3 separate regions of the Homo sapiens genome follow, and all the other regions are linked to region 1. The links are chromatin contacts, found by Hi-C or POLR2A ChIA-PET in ENCODE. All regions are on one chromosome and are shown on one strand. The core of a region is the stretch at or near the end of the contact, and the rest is flanking DNA. Distances in the headings are between cores, read along the strand shown.

Region 1 (3,977 bases), core at 1,004-3,503:
TCTTTGCTATTGTAAATAGTGCTGCAGTAAACATACGTGTGCACATGTCTTTACAGTAGAATGATTTATAATCCTTTGGGTATATACCCAGTAATGGGATTGGTGGGTCAAACGGTATTTCTGGTTCTAGATCCCTGAGGAATCCCCACACTGTCTTCCACAATGGTTGAACTAATTTACACTCCCACCAACAGTGTCAAAGCATGGAGCACACGTTTGTTCATTCATTGACCGTTCCCTGTGTGTGGCTTTCATAGTATTCATTTGGGATCCTGACGTGAAATGGCCTAACCAGGGTGGAGTGGCAGTTGTGTTCCCGGCACAGGACTGGCCCAGCCCCCGAGCCCTGTAGCTTCCCTAACACCATTCACTCAGGCTCCGTCAGCCTCTCCCGGGTTCCTGGGCTTCTCTGCTTGTTTTCATGAGGTTTGCGCCTTTCTCCTATGCCAATTTACAGTACACCCTTTAGCAGCTGCAGCCACATTTGGCTTTACAACCCCTGGATGCCCTCATGTCCTGCCCAGACCCTTCTTTTGAACTCCACCTGACAACTTGACACCCCCCTTTCCCCAACACTCTTCATCACCCTGCCAGCAGCTGCTCCTCCTGCATTTCTCATCCCCCCACCTCAGAGCTGCCTGAGCCGGGGCTCCCCCGAGCTTGTTCCCCTCCCCTCCTCGGTGAAATCGTGAAGCTGGCTGAGGCCCCTCCCCTCACATAGTGACCTCGGCAGCCTCCCAGTCCATCTGCTTCCAAGATTGGCCCCACCACACCTGCATCTTCATCTTGGTGTCCTAGTGATCCTAGGACATGCCAGCCTTGGGATTGAAAACAGCAGCCTCTCTCCCCAGGACAAGGCCCCGTCACAGCTGTCCCTGTGCCTGTCATCATGGCCCCCTGAAATAAAGTCTGCCTTACCATCTTCACAAAAGGAGAAAGAAAACACAACCCTCATGCTATGGTTCCCCGCCTTACCATCCTTAATGACTCCCATAGCTTCCGGGATACATTTTAAAGCCATATGATGGCACCAGGGGCCTCTTAGCCCCCTCCTTCCTGCCTCTCTCCCATGGGGGTCTTACACTCCAGTTGTACCGAGCTACTGAAGAGCGTTTCCCATCATTTTCCATCCTTCCAGCCTCAGTTCCCCCTCCTCCAGGAAGCCCTCCCTGACTTCCTCGGCTGGGGTAGGAACATTCACACTAGCTGCTTATTATCCTCACAGCATTTTTCCTGAGGTTTAGCTTACAAGAAGTCTTTCTGTTGAATAAATGAAGAAATCAGCAACAAGGGTAATTGTTGCTGAAAGAAAATATTTATTATATTAAACGTAATACATGTTTATTATAGAAAAATAATAAGGAAAATTCAGGCAATAGTAGAAAATAAAAATTATGCCTCATACTTGACCAAGCACAATACCTGTTAACATTTTGTTTATTTTTCTCCATTCTTTTATCTGTGACTTTTTTTTAACATAGTCTCAATTATGTGTCTCTAAATAGCGCATTTTTAAAATCTCCTTTTTTTAAGGAAAGAAATAAGCGTAACTCTTGTATCAAATGCTCTGTAAAAATGTTTTAATGGCCACAAAATATGGCTTTGAGGATGCACCATCACGTCCTCACTTCCGTATTGCTGGACACTGAGGCTTTTGTGTTTGTTTACTGCGGTGAATAGCATTGCAGTGAACATCTTTAAGAGTGAGGTTTTTCTACTTCAAATTATTTCCTTAAATTAGAATATTAGAAGTGCAATTTAAACCCCAAACCTACAAACACGGTTAAGGACCTGGAGCTTTGCTTTCCTGAAAGGGTGTATCAGTTTACACTTGCATTTGTGTTGTCTGAGAGTGTCTTGTTCATCACAGGATTAAGTACTGTGATTATCTCAGCTTTGTAAATTTGACAGCTAAAAACTGGCAGCTAACTGATTCTTAGGTATCTCAAGTTCTTTTTCAAATCGTCAAAACGTGTCTTAGAGTGAGTGTTGATATTTTCTTGCTGATTTGTGGATTGCTTATTAACCTTTTTCATAGTTGTTGCAAATATTTTTTTTCAGTTTAGATTAGGAACTGAATATCTTCCTCATGTCTTTAAAGAAATATGCCTGACCAGGTGCTTGATAACCCTAAACGGAGTTTCCTGCCGGGCTTTCTCTTGTATGATGTTGAGGCCGTCACGGTTTGTTGAGCAGAGGAGTGAGTGCTAAAAGCTGGAGTTCAGCAGAACCACAGTGATGCCTCCACCCCGGGTAAATGCTTAACCACACTCCTCCCTGTAAAAATAACGGTGTCATTAAACATGGACCGGCTGTTCCATGAGCTCATTCCTAGGAAACAGTGGCTGAGTAGCAGAAGCCTGACCGGTCTCCATTTCCGCCCAAATGTGGGATGTGTGCACGTGGCATAGAGCCTCGCACGTTGCTTTTGGGAGAATCAGCTTGAGTCAACTTCTGGCAAAAGATTGGGGCCGTCTTTGGACAGATTTGAATATTAGACACCATATCATCTAATGAAAACCAGCTGGGAAGAGTCAGTTTTCCTGTGTTCTTGGGCATTTGACAAATGGTGGGAGATAGTTCTAATTTTAGAAAGGAAAACGTAATGCATATTCTCATGATGATTTGTCAACTGGATATTTTGCAGAGAGGAAAACGTCTGAAATGTCCCAAATAAAGCTATCTGCTGTCATGAGAACACAGCTGGCAGGGCAGAAAGCAGTGTCGATCAACAGGAGGTCGTCCTGCACCGGGACGTCAGTGCCCCGACACCTCGGTGTGTCCCTTGGCTGTGTGGCCTTGGGCAGGTCACTGGTCAAGCCTGAGATAATGACATTGGTCTGCTGGGGAGCAGCGGCCCTAGGCCAGATGTACTAGGAGGCCCCTTCCTGGCTGTGATTTTAAGATGGAGGGGAAAATGTTTATTTGTTCTGTGAAAGCCAGGGGTGGGGTAGGACAGAGCCAGCAACACCGACAGCCCATCATGCTGAGCCAGAGGTCTGCTGAGCTGAATTGAAGCTGTGTCAACTACAGTACGTGCCTCACCGAGCCTCAGTTTCCACATTGGTGCTGTGCAGATGATAATACAGACTTTGCAAGGCTGTTGAGACTTACCTGCACTAAGACATAGAAAGTGCCCAACACAGCGCCTGCAGGGCCAGCACTCGGTGGCAGTCTAAGGAATGTCTGTCACAGCGCTCCCAGATGGCAGGTCCTGCCTGCCTGGGCCCAGCTCTGGCTGTGTGGCTCAGGACTATGGGACCTCTGCAGGCTGCGTCCCCTGCCTGCCTCAGTTTCTGCGTCTAAGCTAGAAAGCATGATTGTTCCTCCCCGTGGGGCCGTTACGAGAAGCAAGCACATGGAAGCGTGCCAGGCATTTTCCGAACGTCTGGAACATCCTCAGCGGCAGGGTCTCCTCCTCCCTCTCCTCCTCCTCACTTAGAAATATTTTCCCTGGGAGTCCCACGGAGGTCGTGAAGATGACAGAGGCTGCTGGCACTAACAGCTGTGTGGGGCAGCCCAAGCCCCTACTTTGAAAGTTCCATTCCATCCCTCGCATTTCATCTGAAGAGCGCTATGTTCTCCCTGGGGAGAACTGGCCTGTTGCATATGAAGAGTCCAGAGATTTTGAACAAGGGAACCCCTTCAGCTTCGAATGACCATTACCGTTGATGATCCCAGAAGTTCCCTTTCCAAGCAGTGACCCATGGACTTGTGTCCCTCGTGTGATAACCTGCACTACACACATATCCTACAAGTGTCCATAGTGGTTATAAGCTGCCACAGCCATACAGATCTGAGAGCCAGAGGCCTTCAAACCAGCTAAGGCTCTGAAACACTTCAACTCCACTTAAGAAAACAAATCGGAGCACATCCGTGATCCCACAAATGCTAATTTGCTTGTCACACATCAGAAACCCAGGAAGGCACAGAATAGATGCTCTCTTACTGGCTTATAGGTTGGGTACTTTAAAGTT
Region 2 (3,977 bases), core at 740-3,239, 530 kb after region 1:
GCAATGGAGATTTTAAGACTCATAGGTTTACACGCACACTGGTGAATCCAAATGCTGTCCCAAATATATTCAGATAGAAATTATACTCCATTGACAAGAGAAAAAAGACTGCTACACAAATCCAATTTTTACCCACAGCTAAAACCGTGGTTATTTTGAAAATGAATGGCTGAGTCAAGTTCAAAGACTCCAGGACCAGTTACTGAGATGCTCTGTACCATCAGAACGGTCAGTGGGGGCAGGGCACGGTGGCTCACACCTGTAATCCCAGCAATTTGGGAGGCCGAGGCGGGCGGATCACCTGAGGTCAGGAGTTCAAGACCACCCTACCCAACATGGTGAAACCCCGTCTCTACTAAAAATATAAAAATTAGCCGGGTGTGGTGGTCGGCGCCTGTAATCTCAGCTAGTAGGGAGGCCTAGGCAGGAGAATTGTTTGAACCCGGAGGTTGCAGTGAGCTCAGATCTCACCATTGCACTCCAGCCTGGGCGACAAGAGTGAGACTCCGTCTCAAAAAGTAAAATAAAATAAAATGTTTTCTCGCCCAGAATTACTGCAAATCACAAGCCTGAACATCCTTGGAAGCTCAATTCAAACACTGCCTCCTTCCCCAGTCTCTCGGTGCCCGACAATCCCTCCTCAAGAGTCCTCAGCATTTCCCACAGTCATTAACTTTTGCCAGTTTTAATTACCGTAATTAGTACCCTTCAGAAAGCAGCTCTTAGAAAGCGAAGGCTGGGCCTTACTCACCTCCGTCTACCCTACAACAGCAGCTCCCAAACCACTGGTCTCCAGCCCCCGCTGGGTTGGCCTGGGGATTTAGTAACAGATTCGGAAACCCCACTCTCAGGGATTCGGATTTACTGGGGCTGAGGTGGGCCTGGAAATCTGAACGTCTTAAGTTTTCCAGGTTTTCTGCCCCCAAGTTAAATTTTGTAATAAGGCCCTAAACTACAACATCAAGCTGGAAGTCTTGCATATGAAATATTCACGCGTTTTGACAGATGAAACCCGGAGACTGTAACCCACAGGACGCAGGGATTAACACAGGCCCTGTTTCAAGCTGCTAGGATGCTGAGCTCAAACCACAGCCCACAGGGACTCCCACTGGCAGGGGCCAGCGCTTAGGAGATGAGCGGACCCCTTAACTTCAAGGAGAGGGGGAACTTCCCGTGGACCAGAAAAAAAAAAAAAAAACTACTGTTAATTATCACAAAATCACAGGATGACAGAGGAGGCATCCTGTCTTCCAGGCTTCAAAAACACGAAGGATTAAGATGGTGATTAATTCAATCTCCAGTGCAAATAAAAACGCCAAGCCCCTGAACTTGCACCGGCCCGGAACGCGGCCGTTCCACAGCCCGCGGGTGAAGTGCGGCCCGGAAGCCGCGGGCGGGCGACGCGCAAGGCAGCCCAGGCCGCGGGTGGAATCGGGGCGCGGGGGCCCGCGGTGCCGCCGGGCGTTCAGAGCCGGTCCCTCGGGTCGGCCCACGCGGTCGCGCCGGCGCCTTTCACCGCCACGCAGAGGGGCCGTGGCCACGACGGCTCGGCCCTTTCCTTCCTGCGTAGCGAAAATGGCGGAGCGGCCTCTCCGAGCTCCGCGAGCGACCGGGCCTCCGACAGGGCCGCCAGTGGGCCGGACGGGGCCTGGCCAGGCAGGAGCAGGCCCCGTGCAGCCCGCGCCGCCCGCCGCCTCCCAGCGCGGGCGCCGCCTCAGCCGCCCCGGGCCTCAGGCCGCCCCCATCCCGCCTGCTCTCCCTTCCCTGGCCGGCCCGGCGGCAACGCCGCTTACCGGCAGCCGGGCGCGGCGAGCGCTCGGGCTCCGGCAGGTCCCCGAAGAGGTCCATGGCGGAGGCTGGGTGGAGGCGGCAGCAGCGACAGACACTCAGCCCGCGAGCAGCGGCCGGGCTCCACACCCCGGGCGGGCGGCAGCAGCGGGCGGGCGACGGGCAGGGGCGGCCGGCGCCGTCAGTCACCTGCAGGGAGAGTCCCGGACGCCACCAATCGGCGCGCGGCGTGGCCCGGCCGCCCCAGAGGGCTGCGCGCGGGCTGGGCGGGGCGGCTGGGGGCGGGGCGGTGCGCATGCGCGTGGGCCCCTCCCGCGCCCCGACTGCGAGCCGGGCGGACGGCGCCGTCTGGGCCCCGCGGTGTTTCCCGCCTTGGCGAACCCCGGGCCCCTCCTGCTTTTCCTTGGCTGGGGGTGTCCGATTTCTGTCAAGTTTCGTTGAGTTCCTGTCCAAGAAGCCCTGTCCAGAGAGAAACGTCTGAGCTCAAGGGCAGCCCCTGATGCCTGGGAAGGCTTTCTGGAGCTCTTGCCATCTCTTCGGCTCGTCCTTTCACCACGGCGTGCCTGGTTTCTGGCCTGTTTTAGAGACTGAGAAACCGAGGCTTGGATGGAGCGGCCCTGGGCGTCAGGACGGAAACCTCAAAAGATGCCGGAGGGAAAGGAGGCATTCCCTGACTTGTCTGCACCCACTGGTGTCTGTGGGGAGCGGAGAAGAGGGGCTCCTCCTTAATGGTGTCCCCCTCCATGCCTGTAAAGAGAAAGGCGGCCACTGACATCGGGGAGCTGGCCTGGTTCTGCAGCCAGGACTTGGGGTTGGTCTGGCACAAACAGCTAGGCCTGGGTGTTCTCTTTGAATGTGAACAATTTCATAAAACACCAACATCAGGCCGTGATACAGATCAAGAGAAAAAAACAGACCACTGTGTAATCAAGTGTGAACACAGACAAAACAGGAACACTGTCCAAGCCACAAAAGTGACCACATTCCCCTCGTCTTGGCCAATAAGAGTGATTGCTGCTTCTTTACCATTACATGTTTAGCCTTTGTCTCGTCCTCCTGCCGTCTAGATAAGCTTCATCAAGATATCCAATCATGGAATCCTCCTCTTCCTGACATCCAATCCGGAGCAAAGGCCCGTTTCCATAAATGTTTCCCCAAATCAACTAACACAAACCCAAATCTTACACCTCCGTTCCAACATCGTTTACCCAAGTTCCCCAGGTTATGTGGTCTCCCTCCATGCAAAGAGTTTTCAGCCCAGTTCATTCTGGGGCAGATGTATTTCTGACGCTCTCTGGCTGTAGGACATGGAGGGAGCCCAACAAGGCTTCATGCCTCTCATCTGCGTGGCTTCTCACTAGCAACCGTTTGAGATATTCATGCTGCCTCCTCCATTACAGCAGAAACACTCAAGTAACAATGCTTGTAACCGTTAAAGAAAGAGGAAATAAATACAAAAAGCGGCTCAACATTAAAAGGTTTATTTCAGAGAATAAACCTGAGAGGGGATTCTGGCCAATTTCGATCAGGAGCGCTCTCTCTTACAGACTAAGCATTCTCTCTTACAGACTAAGGATATTTAAGGGTTTTGGAAGTGGGGGAACGTTTATTGCAGGGTTGGAATGTCTCTGGTCGGAGGGGAGGCTATTGGAGGAGAGGTTATTTCAGGGTTAGCATGTTTCTGGTTGAAGAGAGGTTTATCTTAGGGTTGGAATATTTCTGGTTATGCTGACATTAGCCGTTAGGCTGATGTTTTGGGGTAGGATTTAGGTGGTTTTTTAATCAAGGGGAACTTAGAAAGGTGGTGTTTGTCCAAGATGGCAATGCTCCTGCTCTATCAATCCAGTCTCTATAGTTATGAAAAGGACAAGGGGCAGCGCATTTTTTCTGGCTACTTCCTGCTGGGGGAGTGAGCAGAGAGTTCTTTGGTTTCAGATTGATTGTAGGAGTAACGCTGTCTGTAGATGTTTTTGGGTAATTGTCTGTGAGATGGCCATGATCCTGCTGGTTAAAAATCTTTGAAAAAGGTGGCCAGGCGCGGTGGCTCACGCGTGTAATCCCAGCACTTTGGGAGGCCAAGGCGGGTGGGTCACGAGGTCAGGAGATCGAGACCATCCTGGCTAACATGGTGAAACCCCGTCTCTACTAAAAATACAAAAAAAAAAAAAAAATAGCCAGGCATGGTGGCG
Region 3 (3,977 bases), core at 831-3,330, 510 kb before region 1:
CGAACAATCCTTTGTCACAAGCTCTCGTAGTAGAGCACATCGCCCCATAATTTCCTTGACTTTGTTGTCTTGTGTATAAATAAGCACTGTACCTAAGGTGGGTGCCTTCCTCCTGTTGCTTTCAGGAATGCCCTGCTCTGTCTAGGGAGTAGACATTCTTTTATTCCCTTACTTTCTTAATAAACTTGCTTTCATTTTACTTTGTGGACTCGCCCTGAATTCTTTCTTGAGTGAGATCCAAGAACCCTCTCTGGGGGTCTGGATCCGGACCCCTTTCCGATAACAGTTTGACTGGGCTGAAGTCCAGGTGTCGACAGGATTGATTTCTTCCAGGGGCTCTAGGGAGGATTCATTTCCTTGCCTTTTCCAGCTTCTGGGGGCCACCTGTGTTCCTTGGCTTATGGCCCCTTCTTCGTCTTCAAAGAGCATCACTCCAATGTCTGCTCCAGTGGTCCCATTTTCCCTCTGACTCTGACCCTCTGGCTTCCCCCTTTATAAGGACCCTGTGACGACATAGGGCCCATTTAGATATTCTAGGACAATCTCTTCATTTCAAGAGACTTAATCACATCTGCAAAGTCTTTCTTCCATGTAAGGTGACATTCAGATTCTGGGATTAGGATGTAGTCATCATTGGCTGGGGGGTCATCATTCAGCCTTTCAAACCATAGGTCTTGACTGCTAATGGGTCATGAGAGCAATTTAATGGATCATAAATAGCATTTTTATAAAAATGTGATAGAATAGAATAATAGAATAATCAGAGGCACCACATTTGATACAGGTAAGTGCTGCCTTGTGAAATTTATCTCAGGAATACTCATCTACAGGTCTACATACCCAAGCAAATGTGTCTACAGGGTTCCAGAGCTAAAGGTTGGGCAAATTTGGAAAAACATGGCTGTAGAATATCTGTTGAATGACATTGCCTAGAGTGACCCAGTGAAGATAGAAGAGAACTTGGAGTGAGGCAATTGACCATGCCTTCCCTCTGCTGTGTGACCTTCAGTAAGTCAATTAACCTCTCTGAGTTTGTTTACTGGACTGTAAAACAGGGTTATTGTAATGATCAAATGAAAAAAAAATTGTGAAAGTTCTCTGGAGACATACAAATGTCAGGCAAGGTGGTTAGTGTGGTTAGTCTTCGAGAAGTGAATTGCCTTGAATAAAAGGGGTCTTATATTTGCTGTTCCCTTCGCCTTCCACACGATGGCATCCTTGAAACACAGGGAGGTGGCTGCAGGTGGCCTGTTGTGGCAGCTAGAAAAAGGTGCTAAGGATGTGGGGACATGTATTTCAAACTTTAAAGGGCCAAGGTCTCCACATGAAGGGTCGTCTCGTGAAAAGACTATATTGATATGATTTCCTTTTCCCTTCCAGTGGCAAATCCCCTCCTGACAGGCAAGCTCTTTGCCAAACAGGCGTTTTCCAGTCCTCAGAGCAGCTGCACATCATTATAAACAGTCCCTAAGTAAAGGATTGGCCCTGGACCATGTTGGGTCAATTAGCCCCTTTCTCACCTGGTTCTTTCCACCAAATTTCCAAAACGTTCAGTCTCCCACCACCCAAAACAGAAAACCCTGGTCCCTGCACTCAGAGTTACTACCTTTTATTTATTTTTTTTAAGAGATGGGGTCTCACTATGTTGCCCAAGCTGGACTCGAACGCTTGGGCTCAAGCAGTCCTCCAGCCTCAGCCTCCCAAATAGTTTGGATTACAGGTACCCGCCAGTGCACCTGATTTTAAAATCGCTACCTCTCTTCCTTCCCTCTGCCACCAGATTTCTAGAAGGAGCAGGGCACTCTTGCCTCTGCTTCTGCTATTTATTGACTCTGACTTTCAACCCACAATTCCACACACGGAAGCTCCTTTTCTTCATGGCCTCCTAATTGCAAATTCACATTTTCATTCCAATTTCTTCCTGTGACTTCTCTGCTGTGCATGGTGTTGACCACTTTCTCAGAAACTTTGGGTCTTCCCAGCTTCATCTGGCCTCAGGTCCTGGCTCCTCCCTATATCCGCTCACATCTGGCCTCTCCCCATCAGTCCCTCAGCTCCATCCTCCCTCCACTAGCTGCCAATCATGTGTCCCTGGGTTTCTGTTCCCCACACAGGTGCCTCAGGCAATGGGACTTGCAGACCCACACTCTGCCCCAGCCTCTTGACATGCCCATCAGAGTCCTCATCTGCCATTTGAGAGACAGGAACCCTGGCTCAGATCACAGTATCTCCATGTACCCAGACAGCGGGATCCTAGCAAGAGGGGCTGTCTGCTCAAGGTCATGAGAAAGTGGCAAGCAAAAGAGAAGGGTCGCCTTCCTCGGGATGGGCCAGCCTGAAGGAGTCAGAAGAGCGGGGAGGTATGAGGAACTCTATCTTGGGGCTGAACAGAAGCCCACAGTGCAGCCAGGAAGTGTGACATGAACAGTTCAGGCTGTGCACAAAGACGGGGAGAATGCTGGAGGTTTCTTATGGCAATGAGAGTTTCACACACCTGCCTTATTGCTTAGCCTTTGTGTTTCCCCTCAGGGATTAGCAATGCAATTCGAAAATAAAACTCACTGTGTGGCTGTTGGAGGGGGTAGCACACAGGCTGCCTCACAGCCAGCACAGGCAAGAAAGTCCCCCCAGGACTCAACAGCAATGGATTTGCAGCGGTGGGTGGCGTTTCCTGTGCCTTTACCCTGGGCTGGCCCCTGTGAAGTGCTTTCTGAGGACTGTCTCAGTCAGTCTTTCCAGCAACCTCAGGAGGCATCATTACCCTCCCCATTTTACCATGAAGGAAACCGAGGCTCAGAGAAGCAAGGAAGTTCCCTAAGGTCACACAGCCGGCCCAGAGGATCAGAACACAAGCCCAGGGGACGCAGCCCCAGGAGCTAATGAGAAAAGTGCCTGTGATTCGGCTTCAGGTCATACTGAGCACTTCTGTAGGCCATGCAAACACATTCTTTTTTTCTTTTTTTCCTAATGCAGGTTAGGGCTTAACTGGAACTTAACTGGAAACTTCTGTGCACATCTGCAGACACAGAAAAATGAAAACTTTAGCAACCAGCTGCATGTCCCAGAGAACAATTTTCCAAGGATAAAAGACACTCAGTGACTTCACAAGCACGGCACTGTGATGTCCCCTCCCTCCCCCTTTCATGAAATTCAGATGTCATTAGAGTAGGCTCCTAACCGTCCTTACCACATCAGCCCTAGGATGCCTCACTGAGGGCATGCGCTCAGTCATCAAGAGCACGCGGTGGTTTGTGTGCAGAGGGAACTACCCAAGGGAACAAAAAATAAGAAAAGACCTCAAAGTGGCCCCTGCCCCTGCCCACAGACAGGGAACCGGGTCTTTGTTTTGCTTCCTACGGGGAAGCATGCCCTGGGCAGTGGGTCTGGGGTGTGAAGACAGCCACCTCCCCACTCCAGCGTCTGCGGCTGCAGGTAGGGGAGGAGGCTGGGAGGAGGCCCTTCCGCACTTCCAAGCTGATCAGCGCAGCGTGAGCGCCGGCGTGCGAGTGGGTGCCGCGTCCAGACGGTTTCCATTTCCCCGGATAACCACGGAAAACATGAATCAGGAGGGCCCCGCGCTGGCCCAGCTGCAGTGTGGGGGCACACGCCGGTGAGTCACAGGCTGTGCTGCCAGCGCTGTTTTTCACATTTCTGTCCAGGGAACAGTTTCTCACTGGACGTTCAGTTTTTTCAGTCCTCTCTTCCCCCAGGACGTTGCTCAGACTGTGTCCAAGGGCTCCCTGTGCCCGCAGTGAGATGACAGCTTTCCTGCTGCCGGTAACACTGAGGAAGGCTGATTGAGCACAGCTTAGGGGACAAGGTCCCTGCAAATCAGGGACACGGAGTAACTCCTGGTCCTCAGCACAGCCCCTAGAAGAGGGCGCCTCGCAGACCCATTTCACACATGAAGGAAGCAAGGTCAAAGCTCTGGCCCGGCCGCTCATCAGCTTCCAGGGCTCTGCCCTCGGAGTCCACGC

What was found. A loop is a pair of places that touch in the nucleus more often than their neighbours do. ChIA-PET counts read pairs that join two places held with the same protein, here RNA polymerase II (POLR2A). Pooled maps may share reads with other maps.
Region 2: a map of CD4-positive, alpha-beta memory T cell shows a loop between it and region 1 (6-fold over the local background). The contact joins the promoter of ILKAP here to the enhancer-like site in region 1. A Hi-C loop is called at or near these places in 1 of 168 maps with a recorded cell type or tissue (CD4-positive, alpha-beta memory T cell), 1 of 37 single-sample maps with no recorded cell type and 10 of 50 pooled maps. POLR2A ChIA-PET finds 5 or more read pairs at or near these places in 2 of 52 experiments (BJ and CD8-positive, alpha-beta memory T cell).
Region 3: a map of OCI-LY7 shows a loop between it and region 1 (2.9-fold over the local background). The contact joins two enhancer-like sites. A Hi-C loop is called at or near these places in 1 of 168 maps with a recorded cell type or tissue (OCI-LY7) and 7 of 50 pooled maps. POLR2A ChIA-PET finds 5 or more read pairs at or near these places in 1 of 52 experiments (Panc1).

Annotation. Positions count from the first base shown.
Region 1 is chr2:237,667,483-237,671,459 of GRCh38, forward strand. All of the region lies in intron 1 of LRRFIP1 (LRR binding FLII interacting protein 1), which reads left to right. Among named protein-coding and RNA genes, the nearest start is that of LRRFIP1, 42 kb to the left of the region's middle. Within about 2 kb of position 2,254, at least 19 of the 41 ENCODE cell types and tissues checked have a DNase peak (open chromatin) inside an H3K27ac peak, as active enhancers do; they include OCI-LY7, where a contact is called at or near this core.
Region 2 is chr2:238,201,706-238,205,682 of GRCh38, forward strand. ILKAP (ILK associated serine/threonine phosphatase) reads right to left here and starts at 1,990. Exons shown (of 12, transcript NM_030768.3): 1 at 1,794-1,990. The coding sequence starts at 1,848. RefSeq lists enhancers at 977-1,036, 1,999-2,871 and silencers at 1,407-1,496, 1,617-2,186.
Region 3 is chr2:237,153,033-237,157,009 of GRCh38, forward strand. No RefSeq gene overlaps it. Among named protein-coding and RNA genes, the nearest start is that of COPS8, 69 kb to the left of the region's middle. RefSeq lists an enhancer at 3,007-3,541. Within about 2 kb of position 2,081, at least 17 of the 41 ENCODE cell types and tissues checked have a DNase peak (open chromatin) inside an H3K27ac peak, as active enhancers do; they include OCI-LY7, where a contact is called at or near this core.